Regions from separate parts of the Homo sapiens genome. Here regions 1 and 3 are each linked to region 2. A link is a contact called in ENCODE Hi-C or POLR2A ChIA-PET data. All regions are on one chromosome and are shown on one strand. The core of a region is the stretch at or near the end of the contact, and the rest is flanking DNA. Distances in the headings are between cores, read along the strand shown.

Region 1 (4,172 bases), core at 282-2,781, 110 kb after region 2:
GCTCTTCAGAGTCCTTTCTCTCCAATAGTCATCTTTGTGTAAAGAGCCAAAAAGCAAATGTTCCAATTAATGAAAAGGCTCTTCTATAATAGGATTTGTATGAGATCAAAAGGGTTTCTAACTGGGACAGACCTGCAAGCTTGGAGTGCTGTGCTTTTCCAGCATGTGCTGTAATTAATACATACACTGAACATTACATATAATCTGCATATTATTGACCCAATGCACAATTCATATGGTAATGCCATTAATTGCATATTACCTAGGCGGCTTAATGAACATTACATAGGTTTTTAATGGATGTAGTTACTATAATTGAGTTCAATTATATCCCTGCCATGCATATGAGGTCAATAGACTAGCTCGACCCCACAGGGTCTGGGAGAAAGGAAACAGGTGTTTGTAGTGAGGGCAATTTGTGAGCTGGAGCAGAGAGAAGGGAGAGGCCAAGGGCCAGAGATGACTTGCTTGGCTGGGCCCTTTTTAGGGCCCGGATAGTGGTACACAAAGCTGGGTAAACAGCAGGCAGTCTATGCACAAAGGCAGGATCTCCTGCTTGCCCCTCTGCTGTGGGTTTGGAACAGGGCACCAGACTGGAGCCCTGAAGCCAGCCACGCCCACGCTGTAACAGGACACTTTCTTCTACGCTGACCCAAAGCCAATGGGCAGTTGCATCACTTCCTCTGGCAGAGTGGAGGCCACATGATTCTAGCATCTGGGCTTGCCAGGGATGCAGGGGAGCCCTGCCTGTCCATGATGCTGGCGCAGAAGGCCCTGAGCCTGGTGTTGCTTCTTTTCTCCAAATTCTATGTCTGGAGTGGAAGAGGCAAAGCTGCTGCTCCCATATTCTGGGTGCTCACACCCTCTAAAAGAGATAACCCCATGTGGACAGAGAACTAGGGAGTGAAGAGGCATCAGAGTTCCTCATACTTCCCTTCCTAAAAAAGAGAAAGGTGACTCAGAGATGACAAACACCTGCCATAAACTAGGCACTGCTGATGTTACCTACTTTACCCTCCACTGGATTTCTCCCATTTGGTTAAAGTGATACTAAATCTTCAGAGAGGTTAGAAATTTTCCCAAGGACACACACACACACACACACACACATACACATGCACACACAACACAACACAACACAACACACACAGAACTTGTTGAAGGTGGGGTCAGAATTTGAACTCAGGTCAGTCTCACCCCAAAGTTTACAGCACCCAATTACTCCAGGCTGCTTTGTTGCAACTTTGCTGTGTTCCTAGTTTTGAAGGCCACTCCAGAAGGGGTAAAATAATGATGAAAAGGAAAGTTTGATGCAGATATCAGGATAGAAAGAAAAGAAGAAAATGAATGATTTTTTTTAAAATCACAGAGAGAGAATTTGATTTTTCCAGTAACCTTCTTGCAAAGTATACATTTGCATGTCTCTTTTTCTGCCTGTCTTTCCACTCTCATTGACCGCTGATTTGCTAAGTTGGGCTGGCCAGGAATACACTTTCTATTTAGAAAGCAAATGCGGCCAGATTTGGGCCCCGGCCTAGGAGCTGACTCACTTTTGCTGGGATGACACATTCACTGCGCATGTTTCACAATTTTCAGAAACACCAGATTTATTTCTGTCAATACCCAGAGCCCCACTTCGCTGTCCACCTAAGGCCACACACTGAGGCGTTGCTATTTTTTTCCCTGGGGCCTAAATGGATGGGAAGACTTCCCATGCCTGAAACATCACCCTCATTTGTAAGGAGAGAAAGTCTGGCCAAGAATTGCAGTGTTTTTAACCAGAATTTGGCTGGCTTTCAATAGCTTTATGCCAAAGCTGTACCAGCCAGAGAGATGGCTGTGAGTGTGTGTGTGTGTGTGTGTGTGGAGGCGGGGGGGGGGGGGGTGAGGCTTGAAAACAAGGCAAAAAAGGAAGGAAAAAAAAACACGCAGACAGCAGAGAGGAAAGGAGAGAATAGGAGAGAATGAGGGTTGATTAAGTTTGGCAAGGAAGAAAAGAGAAGGAAGAGAGGGAGTTTAAAAAGAGAAAGGCAGCAAGAGAAATAACAAAGGAAGAATCAGGAGAGAGAAGGAGAGATTAACTTACTTTAACTAATCAACTACTATGAGAATGCCAAGCATTGTTGGGGATGCTTCTGCACACCACCTCATCTAATTCTCACAACCACCTTGTGGGTACACATAATGAAGCTTCATTGTTATTAATAAAGAAGTAGGGGGCTCAGGAAGTTGGAACCCTTTGCCCTGAGGCTATACTGATAATACAGGGCAGAGGGATTTGGACCTCCCATCTCTGACTTTTAAAAGCTTGGAGGACTCTGCTTGCCATCAGGGAGCTTCATGGGAGGCCCTGTGATCTGGATGGTCCGTGACAGTCTCCTCTAAGGGGGTTGTTTACACACTTAGACACTAAGAGCTTAAGACTTGAAGGGACTGCTACATATACAAAGCTCTGGATTCAGAGCTATCTGGAAACTTTCTCCAGGGTAAATAAAAACAACCACTTCAACAATGTTGCCAATGAATCTCTCTCCAAAAAAGAAAAGGAAAGGAAAAGGGAAAGTGATGCTATTTTTTCCCCCTCCAAAGTAAAGGTTACAACAACATTTTCTTTGAGCTGATGTGAGAGCAGCCAGCAGACATTTCTTTGGTAACCATCTCCATGTGTCTGTGTGGAAAGTACCTTGCAGTGACTAAGCGTTCGTTGAGGTGATTCACTTGTCACTGCGCTTGGGGACTTTGGACTAGTCCTGGCAGCTGCAAAGTTATTTTCATCGGCTTCTGACCCAGGCCCTCCCTGCAGGGCACAGGTGCCTGAGAATGTACCCCTGTCTCTGCTCACAAGGTGAGCAAGGGGGGCTGGAAGACAAGCTCTCTCTGGACTCCTGGCAAGACTTCTAGAAAGTCCTAGCTGCTAATTTCCTTGGCAGCCTAGGAGTCAAGGGTCTGAGGCAGCACTCAGGGCTTGAAATGAAATGAAGCTCATTTACTGAGCATCTAGGATATGCCAGAAGTTTTCTCTTCATTTGTCTCATTCTTCCTCACAGTAATCCAAATAAATGTTTTCTTTTGTCATTGAAACGGAGACCCTAACAGAGCAAGAGGCCTGACCTTCACACCTATGTAACCCAAGGTCACAGAAATGCTGAGGGGCCATGTGACTCCAGTGAAGCAGGAGTATCCATCCAGCCACAGAGATGGGACCTGTCCAAATGGGACCTGTCTGTTCCAAAGGTTATTCTGCTTGGTAAGTCTGTTTAGATTGCAATATTTTATTAAAATTATATACACATAGAAAAGGGCACCTAGAAGTATACAGGTTGATAAATGTTCACAACCTGAATAGAGCCTATAATTAACACCCAAATCAAAAAGCAGAACATTCCCTCTGGTCACCTGTCTCCAAGATGACTGCCATCAGTTCATTTCCTCCAAGTATATTAATGTCCTTTTCCTGGAGAAGTGGAATTCTTCCTCTTTTCCCCTTGAATTTGGACTGGCTTTAATGACTTCTTTGACCATAGAATGAAGCGGAAATGTTGCTAGGGCTAGATCATAAAAAACCTTGCAGCTTCTCCCTGGGTCTCTTGGAAACCCTCTCCAGGAGCTCTGAAATACTACATAAGAGGTCCAGCTACTCTGAGACTGCCATGTTGGAGAGGCCACATATAGGCACTCCTGTTGACAGTTCCAGTGGAACCCAGACTTCTGGTGATCCCTGACAAAGCAGGAAATTTGTTAGGAGAGTTTTCTTGGACCCTGCAAAGCAGCCCATTTGCCAGCTAAAGACCACTGAGTGACCCCTGTCAAAACCACATGGAGCAAAAGAATCACCCACCTGAGCCCTGACCAAACTTCTGACCCACAAAATCATGAGATATAATGAAATGATTGTTGTTTTAAGCCCCTAAGTTTTGGGGGTAATTTATTAGGCAGTGATAAGAAAAGTAAATATAATCCACCAGCGCAGAAGCCCCCAGTTGACCCTTTCCAGTTATTATGCTCCCTTCAATGGTAACCATGTGTCAACTTCCTCTACCATAGATTGGTTCTGCCTGTTTTTATGGCTTCTATCAATGGAATCATACAATATCTTCTTTTTTTGTGAGCCTGGCTTCTTTGGCTCAATATTATTTTATAAAATTCTTCCCTAATGTTGCATGTAGCTGCAG
Region 2 (4,559 bases), core at 1,099-3,598:
CGCTCAGTTATGACTGGCTTTGGAATAGTTATTGTTGATTCATTCATTCATTCATTCACTCACTCATTCATTGTACAAGTATTTACTGAGTGCCAGCAATGTGTGAGGCACTTTAATACATGTTGGGAATGCTATGGTGGCAGGCATAAGCGAGGCAGTTCCTGCATTCGTGGGTTCGTGGGAGGAAAAGAAAAACAGATTAAATTACAAACTGTGACAAATTCTGTGAGGCAACAGAAGAGGGTGCTGAGATAGAGAAAACCGGGTTTTGTGGTGATAGGAGGCCTACATTGTACTGGAGGCTAGTGAAGGTCTCATATGCATTCATTCATAATTTAGCAAACATTTAGTGAGTGGCCGCCATGCTCTGGAGTCTATACTGATCTAGACACCATTTTTGCCTTCAAGGTGCTCCTAGACCAGTGGGAGAGCAGGCAGGTAAGTAAAAAGCTCAGATGCTGGGTGACAAGCGCTTTAAGGCAGGCATGTGCCATATCTAATGTGGAAACAGGAAGGAGATCTAAAATGCTGCGGTTGGTGGTGGTCAAAGAAGGTTTCTCTCAGGGGGAACGATTCAACAGACATTTGTGATAGTTGATGTTTGGCAAGATAGAGGTGAATGAGAACTAGGGCTGCTTTCAAGGAGTCTGAAGTCCAGTCTTGCTTCCGGAGTCACCTCTTTGAGAGCCTGGATCCTGTGGTGTCTGACCCGCCTCTCCAGTAGTAAGCATGGAGCTTGAGTCAAAAGAGGTGCTTAGTAAATAACAGGTCCCTTTCTCTGACATCTCATGGCACAACTCTTTGGATTTAGTCTAGTGGTGAAGAACTTGGCTACTGCAGTCAGATTGCATGCGTTCAAATTCCAGCACCCAGCTGTGTTACCTTGGGCAGTTTTTCTCTGCACTACAGTTTCCCTACATACAAGGCAGGGATGATAATGATACCTGCAGACTAGGGTAGTTATAAGGACTAAATGAGATCATGCTTATATGATCACTAAAGATATGACCAGCATACCTCATCCCAATGTGTTTTTAAGTGCTGCTTATCACCTTCCACAACCCACCCCCACCCCCCATTCACTCAATCCAACAATTATGGATTGAGTATTTTCAGTCTTAGGCATTGTGCTGGGTGCTTAGATTCAGAAAAATCTTGCCAGACTCCGGGGTCTCCATCCCCATAGATGGTTAAATTCCCAAATCTCCCAAAATGGAAGTTCTTTGCCTCTTCTACCCAGATAAATAGGTATTTGCTATCTCTGGATTAGCGGTGAATGTCTGTTCATTTTTCATCAGCACATCTGGTTTTTAGGTGAAAAGCTGCCAGGAATTTTGAAACATCTTGTTACTTTAGACATCAGAAGGCAGGGAGATTTCCCATTATTAAATGGATGTGAAAACTTCTTTGTGCCCCAGGGCTAGGGCAAACCTGAGATTTCATAGGTCAGTGAAAGCTCACCATCATTGTTTTTGCTTGGTAATAATTTTATTTAGGGAGGAGGAAGAAGAGAGGGTAGGGGGTTTCCAGAATGATAAAGCAATGTGCCAATGTCATGCAGTTTCGAGAGGCCACTGAGGTGGTAGGGAAAGCATTGCCCATGTGTGGCTCCATCTCCCCGAGCCTCAGTTTCCCATTGTGTAAGATAAGGATAACAGAACTTCCTGTGTAGTGTGGGTTGAGGTTTCAAGGAGAGCATGAATGTGGAAACACATCAGTGCCTTTTGCCTGCTAAATGCTTCTTGTTTATTTCCAGCCCTGCCACATGTTTGCAAATCTTTGCAATGTGCAGTTGGAAGGCAAAGTGGGGATAGAGAAGGCAGATTTGATTTGAGAGTTTGTGCACACAGTGGTGGGTCTGAGTTGGGGGCCTGGCTAGAAACAAGTGGCTTTTTTGGTGGCACCTTGTGCGCCTTCTCTTGAGACAGAGGCTCTGTAACCCCCCTCGGCATCAAACTTCGCACTACCCTCCCTTTGCCACGGCATCCTTCCTTCTCGTCTCCCGGGAGGCCGGACAGAGAACCCAGGCCCAGCCCCAGCCCAGCGAGCCTGAGCCAGACTGCCTCGGGCCGGTCTTGCTCGGCCTCCCTGGGGAATCTGGGAGGCTCAGCCAGGCCTGAGTCGGCCTGGGTCCCGAGGTCAAGGTCGGGGTCAGGGTCGGGGTCCGGTCGTACGCCCTAGCACTGCCTGCGGTGGGGCGCGCACAGTCGAGCGCGGGGCCTCCCCGCAGGCTGCGCTGCCTGCCGGGCGGCCTCGGGAACTGACCAGGCCGCGTGTGAGCGCCGGGATTCCTGATCCTGCCTTAAATATGCCGGTTATTTTTATCTCCCTACGTCAGGCAGCGAAGGCCATCCCACCGGTGGCCCAGGCGGCTGCTACACAATGTTTCCCTTTAGTCGGGAGGGGAAATGGAGGGAGGCCAGACTTCCTGATCACATGGTGCTGAAGTCAATGAAAAAAAATTAAGGGGGACCCCTCCCTTTTTCTTCAATGCCTGATCCAGATTCCCCCCTCCCCGCTCCCCCGACCCACCCCCTCTGGGCTCCGCGCGTCGGAGGGAAGCGCAGCCTCCCAGGCGGAGGGCCAGCGAGGCAGGAGAGCGCGCGCAAACATAAACACGAGACTGTTGCAGTAATTGGTGGCTCTGAAAACACTGAGGAAATGAGAGGCTTGTACGAAACATCAGCCGACAAGAAACGGGGTGATGTCAGACAGCCTTCCAGGATTAGAAACCCTTAAAAGCTCCGAGCCCGCGGCCGCTGCGGAAAACTCGGCTCTCCCGCTGTCCCGGGTAGGAAGCCGGGATTTCGCTTTTGCCCGACTCCCTCGGGGCACTCGCCCTCTCCTCTCTTCCTCGCTTTCTCGCTTTCTCTCTTTCTCTCTTTCTCTTTCTTTCCTTTCTCTCTCTTCTTTTTGTTTCTTTTCTTCTTTCTTTCCTCTTTTTCTTTTCCTTTTCTTTTCCTGTCTTTCCTCTTCTCCCTCTTGCGCCCCCCCCCCCACCCCCAACTTTTTCTCTTTCTGTTTCTCTGGCTGTCACTGTCTCTCTGTCTTCTCCCTGTCTTCTCTCTCTTCGTTTTTTTCTTTAACCTTCTTTATTAAAAAGAAAAGAAGAGGCCACATCAGAAGATTTCCATTTCTAAGGCACCTTGTACTTTTATATCTTTTCCCTCCTTTGAAACACCAAACAGGACCCAACTCCTAAACAAGTCCAAAGGGACAAGTAAAACTGGGGTGTCAGTCGCTTGAGTTTGTTATAACTTTCTCTTCTTCTCAGTGCCCTTCCTCACCCCCCTTTTCGGATTAGAAGTTCATATTGCAATAATTCGCCAACATGTTGGAAGGGCTGGAAATAAACAAAAAGCATTTACCAAGGACAACAGCCCACCCACCCTGAGATGGGGAAAATGCTTGCAAAAATCTGGCCGTTTCAGAAGAGAATATAGATTTCCTGGTAAAATATATCCCAGCCACCCAGCTAGTAACACTAGTGGCTGTTGCCCCATTTTCTGTTCATAGTATAATTAAGACTAAAAGTACTTACACGTATGTGTATACACACACACACACACACACACACACACCCTCCCTCCTCCAGGCCACAGGGCAGGGTAGCTAACAGCCAGTGAGCAGGGAGGATCTTGTACCACATCCAGCAGGAACTTGCGTGTGTCTTAAAGTTGGAGGCCAGTTACTCAGTGACATCTGTTCAGTGACATCAAAAGTGATGTCTGTCAAGCCTTTTTCTCTTCGTGTCTGCCAGGATTAATGAGGCAATGTTTGGAAAGGGCTTAAGCCCCCACCAAGAAAGGCACCCAAGACAGCTTTTCAAAGAATGATTTATGTCCAGCTTTATCTAAATAGGAACCGAAAAAGCATTTTTCTTGTCTGTAGAGCAGGTGAACTCAACACCTGACTTCTTGCTCAGGTGCATTTCAGAAGCTTTCAAATCTGCCTTATTAATTGGTCTGATACCTCTTTACCATGAAGGCACTTTTTTTTTTTTTCTTTCTTCCTGAGACCCCAGAAAAGGTCATATCAAGGCTGAGTTTGTACAACCTTGGAGGAATATGACTGGTTCCAAAGACTTGGTTTCCTTCACTGCTGCTTATGGTGAGAACAATGTCCCCCAACCTGAACCCTCCTCCCTCCCCTGCACACTCATAAATCTTGTGGTGATTTAGTTCCCCTCAATGCTTGACACTCCTAAGCTGTAGTAATTTGAGCCAAGCATACTTTCTGGTTTTATCCAGTATACCTGCGGTTATACCACTCACCGAGAAGTGGATCACAGCTCTGTTTTCAACTTCTTTTTTTTTGAGACACATTTTCACTCTTGTTGCCCAGGCTGGAGTGCAATGACATGATCTCGGCTTACCGCATCCTCCGCCTCCCGGGTTCAAGCCATTCTCCTGCCTCAGCCTCCCGAGTAGCTGGGATTACAGACATGCGTCACTGCACCTGGCCAATTTTGTATTTTTAGTAGAGACGGGATTTCTCCATGTTGGCCAGGCTAGTCTTGAACTCCCGACCTCAGGTGATCCACCCACTTCAGCCTCCCA
Region 3 (4,291 bases), core at 768-3,267, 75 kb after region 2:
TGATTGGCAGGAATAATCACTGTCTGTTGAGAATACCTTTGTAGCTCCACTATATTTCCTGTGTAAAGTATTTAACATCCCCTGACATCAGGATTTAAAATTAATTTAGGGCTACGATGGAGCCTTCTTAGAATCCTAAGGCAATTATATTGCATCATAGCTGTGGGATATGGGACATATTTTCTTAATAACTTGTATAGGAAATATACAAGTATAGGAGTATATTGACTCAGTTTTCATGCCTATGAAAATTGTGAAATATGACCTACCTCAAAGAGCTTCTATGATGAATCAATGAAATACTGTGGAAATACTTGGCATAAAGTAGATTCTAAGCAAATGGTAATTGATATGTAATAATTTTCTTAGGTAACTTGATATGCATTAATTTTCTTTCTCTGCTTTTCCTCCTGGGTTGAGTTTATTTGCCATGCATTTGGGAGATAGTTCCTTCTGTCCCTCACTGAAATGGCTGGATTGAAATATTGGACTTCTAAACGGATTTGTGCAAATATTGTCTTCCCAGGATGGCCCTTCAGTCTTTCAAACTCAGGTCCTTTGGCAAGGTCCTTGGCAGCAATGAAAGTGTCCTCCTGGGCATGGGCAGTCATCCCCATGAATGGTGAGCCAAACAGTCAGAGGAAGGCGGTGCTCATGCCAGGAAGATCAGGCACTTGCCAGCTTCTCCTTGGCCCAGCACTGCATGCCCTGAGATGATGTATAGCCACACAGTTAGGAGAGATCTTGACTCTGAGATCCTCAGCACTTCCCTCTCCACCTCTTTGAAGATCTGAGCTGAAAACAACACTTGGCCCCCAACACTAATAACACCCATCTCTCTCTGTTTGAGAATCTCTAATTAGCTAGGCACTTCCCATGTATTATGTCATTTAACAACACTCTGAGGTAAGGGTGCTTATTCCCATGTTAGAAATGGGGAAACGGAGGCTCAGGAGTTCCTTGCCATTGGTCAAACAGTTGGTAAGTGGTAGGCCTGGGATGTGAACACAGGTGTGTCCTTTCCCCTACACGCAGTTCCCATAATAGAGAGTGATCCAGGAAGTAATGAAGCCAATTGCATCCCGTGTGAGGGAAGAGCATCTGCTGAACAGATGCCCGGATATACTGGCCGAGTGCCATGAGGACATAGCTTTTTCTTGGCGATGAGGGCAATATCAAGAGACTGCTCCATGGCAGAAATGCTTTTACCATGAGTCACCCCATTACTCCATTTGGAGAGTTTATAGCTAAGGAGCTACAGCAATTCACCTGTGTCTCCTACATGTTTAAGCCCCAGCAATCCAGAAGAGCAATTCTATTAAGCAATATCCTCCCAGCAACGTATGGAGAGTATAAGAAATCATGTGACTTATGTTAATCAGCACTCAGGTCAAATTCAGCTGTTTATGGGATCATGTAGACTGATTTACCAACATCTCCAGATAATGTTTGTTTTTTTTTTTTTTAATCTAAGAGCTACACCATTAATTTCTTCTCCTCATTCACTTTCAAGTTTGAAATCCAAACTCCTGATAAAGGCATCTCCCAGTTGTCCATGATCTGGCCCTTGCCTGCCTTTGTCTCGATGTTTTCTCTTAACTGTTATTTCTTACAATTCATGCTCCAGTTGTACCGGCATCCTGGGAGTTCCAGAAATGGCCGTGCTGACCCAGGTCTTTGCCCTTTTGATCCTTTTCCTTAAAAAGCCCTTCCTCACTTTGTCTCCTTGCCTAGTCCTTGAATATCTTCCAAGTCTCAGCTCTAAGACTTGCTTCCCTGACATCTTTAGTCAGGTTTAGGTCCTCCTGCCTTCTCTTGTCCTCTCATAGCATCTTGTAAAATATATAAATTGGTGCAAAAGTAATTGTGGTTTTTGCCAAATGAATGGCAAAAACTGCACTTACTTTTGCACCAATCTAATACGAATGGATCCATATCCATTTGCTGGAGTCACCTGCTCTCTCCTTCCTCTTCCACATGAGTCTGTATGACCCTCATGGGAGAGAAATGTGTCTTATTATTCTTTGAACACCTAGTGGTTGTCAGATAGCATGACTCACAGTCAGTGTTCAGGAAACCTTTGAGACATTAACCACAAGGCATGCTGAAATCTCACTCACAGGCTGCGGGGAAAGAGAAGAAGTGGAAGCAGGTAGAACTGGAGGGAGGAACCCACCAGCCTTTCTGATTGGCCCTGACCACGGGACACACAGTGGCCCCCAGGATCAGTATCAAACTGGGTAAAATGCAAGTAAAATGAAAACTGGTAAATACAAGCTCGATGCAAGCTGTCAGCACTTCCAAGGAGAATGCTTTGTCCAGATTCAGGGGTCTCAGGTTTTAGTTGGGGGATAAGCAGTCAGGGCATGATGTGGGGTGTGGGGATCTCTTTTTCCTGCAACAGAAATATATCAGGGCTTCACAGGAGAGCGGGCACCAATGTACAGGACTCCTTTCATTAATTACATTTAAATTAACTTAATGTTAGATTAAATTTATTAAAATTTTTGAGATAATTGTAGATTCATATACAGTTGTAAGAAATAGGACAGAGAGATCCTTAAAGTGGGCATCATACAGAGAGGGAAGTATCCTTGATCTCTGTTTACCCATGAGAAAAGGACCATTTGCCCAACCATTTAGCAGGCTCACTAAGCGGAGCCAGTGCTGGACCTTGTGCTGGTGAAAGACATCTAGAATCTGACTGGATCTAGTCACTCTGCCTCTAAGGACTTACAGTCTAGGGAGATTGGCCAATGAAGTAACAATTACAGTGTTAAATGCCACAGTGGAGAGACCCTGTGTGTGTGAAAAGCATCAAGAGTGATGGATGTGGATTCTGTTGGGTTGTAATGATGGCGGTCGGATGGTGCATTAGGTTGGTGTCATGGGATGAGGGGCTGTTCAAGCGTCAGTCTTGAGCCTTGATGACACATCCTCCAGTTGGAGAAGGGAGGCTATGAATTCCGTGATGAGAATAGCATCAGCAAAGATACCAGGTCACTTCACAGCCTGGAGGGTGTCAAGGTGGGCGAGCCATTTGTCCTGATTGAAGGCAGTGTTCTGGTGGAGGAGTAGAGGGAGGGAGGCTGAGGCAGTTGGCAAGGGAGACTGGGGGGTCTGGTTGCATTGCTCAGGCATAATCCTGTGGGTAACTGGAGTGAGCTGCAGCCCTACAGGATTTCCTTTCTTTTTTTTTTTTTTTTTTTTTTTTTTTTGAGATGACGTTTTGCTCTTGTTGCCCAGACTGGAGAGCAATGGCGTGATCTCAGCTCACTGCAACCTCCACCTCCCATTTCAAGCAATTCTTCTGCCTCAGCCTCCTGAGTAGTTGGGATTACAGGTGCCTGCCACTACGCCCAGCTAATTTTTGTATTTTTAGTAGAGATGGGGTTTTGCCATGTTGGCAGGCTAGTCTTGAACTCCTGACATCAGGTGATCCTCCCGCCTCGGCCTCCCAAAGTGCTGGGATTACAGGCGTGAGCCACTGCGCCCAAGCCTACAGGATTTTTTAAATGGGAGTTGCTTGGTGAGGTTTGGATTTTGAAAATTTACTTTTGTCAAAGAAGCCCTTCACGTATGAAGGTCTATAGTCTCCCCTTGGATGGAGAATAAGGAGCTGCTCACGGCCTCAGCTCTGCAATCTTCCTGCGCATCCTTACTCTCAACCTCAATCCTACCTCACACAACTCTACAGATTACAATCCAGGCCGTGTGCGGTGGCTCACGCCTGTAATCCCAGCACTTTGGGAGGCTGAGGTGGGTGAATCACCTGAGGTCAGGAGTTTGAGACCAGCCTGGCCAACATGGCCAAACCTCAACTCTACTAAAAATACAAAATTACTCTGGGAGGCTGAGGTGGGTGGATCACGAGGTCAAGAGATCGAGACCATCCTGGCCAACAGGTGAAACTCTGTCTCTACTAAAAATACAAAAATTAACTGGGCATGGCGGTGTGTGCTTGTAGTCCCAGCTACTCTGGAGGCTGAGGCAGGAGAATCGTTTGAACCCGGGAGACAGAGGTTGCAGTGAGCTGAGATGGTGCCACTGCACTCCAGCCTGGCAACAGAGGGAGACTCCGTCTCAAAATAAAATAAAATAAAATAAAATAATAAAAATTTAGCCAGGCATGGTGGCAGACACCTCTAATCCCAGCTACTCGGGAGGCTGAGGCAGGAGAATCGCTTGAACTCAGGAGGCAGAGGTTGCAGTGAGCTGAGATCAAGCCACTGCACTCCAGCCTGGGTGACAGAGCAAGACTCCGTCTCAAAAACGAAAACAAAAACAAAAG

Evidence for each region. A loop is a pair of places that touch in the nucleus more often than their neighbours do. ChIA-PET counts read pairs that join two places held with the same protein, here RNA polymerase II (POLR2A). Pooled maps may share reads with other maps.
Region 1: a loop to region 2 is called in a map of transverse colon, with 16 times the contacts of the local background. The contact joins two enhancer-like sites. A Hi-C loop is called at or near these places in 33 of 168 maps with a recorded cell type or tissue (CD14-positive monocyte, IMR-90, PC-9 and 22 more), 1 of 37 single-sample maps with no recorded cell type and 28 of 50 pooled maps. POLR2A ChIA-PET finds 5 or more read pairs at or near these places in 5 of 52 experiments (AG04449, H1, HEK293 and 2 more).
Region 3: a map of PC-9 shows a loop between it and region 2 (12-fold over the local background). The contact joins two enhancer-like sites. A Hi-C loop is called at or near these places in 4 of 168 maps with a recorded cell type or tissue (IMR-90, PC-9, aorta and 1 more) and 4 of 50 pooled maps. POLR2A ChIA-PET finds 5 or more read pairs at or near these places in 3 of 52 experiments (K562, SK-N-SH and activated CD4-positive, alpha-beta T cell).

What each region holds. Positions count from the first base shown.
Region 1 is chr9:107,749,305-107,753,476 of GRCh38, forward strand. LOC105376208 (a long non-coding RNA gene) reads left to right here. Exons shown (of 7, transcript XR_930229.2): 2 at 3,087-3,247. Among named protein-coding and RNA genes, the nearest start is that of KLF4, 260 kb to the left of the region's middle. RefSeq lists enhancers at 1,848-2,575, 2,617-2,716. Within about 2 kb of position 1,532, at least 33 of the 41 ENCODE cell types and tissues checked have a DNase peak (open chromatin) inside an H3K27ac peak, as active enhancers do; they include CD14-positive monocyte, IMR-90, ascending aorta and 13 more, where a contact is called at or near this core.
Region 2 is chr9:107,635,448-107,640,006 of GRCh38, forward strand. The region is part of intron 8 of LOC105376205 (a long non-coding RNA gene); the gene reads left to right. Among named protein-coding and RNA genes, the nearest start is that of KLF4, 150 kb to the left of the region's middle. RefSeq lists enhancers at 1,566-2,114, 2,115-2,663. Within about 2 kb of position 2,349, at least 30 of the 41 ENCODE cell types and tissues checked have a DNase peak (open chromatin) inside an H3K27ac peak, as active enhancers do; they include CD14-positive monocyte, IMR-90, ascending aorta and 13 more, where a contact is called at or near this core.
Region 3 is chr9:107,710,539-107,714,829 of GRCh38, forward strand. The region is part of intron 2 of LOC105376207 (a long non-coding RNA gene); the gene reads right to left. Among named protein-coding and RNA genes, the nearest start is that of KLF4, 220 kb to the left of the region's middle. Within about 2 kb of position 2,018, at least 6 of the 41 ENCODE cell types and tissues checked have a DNase peak (open chromatin) inside an H3K27ac peak, as active enhancers do.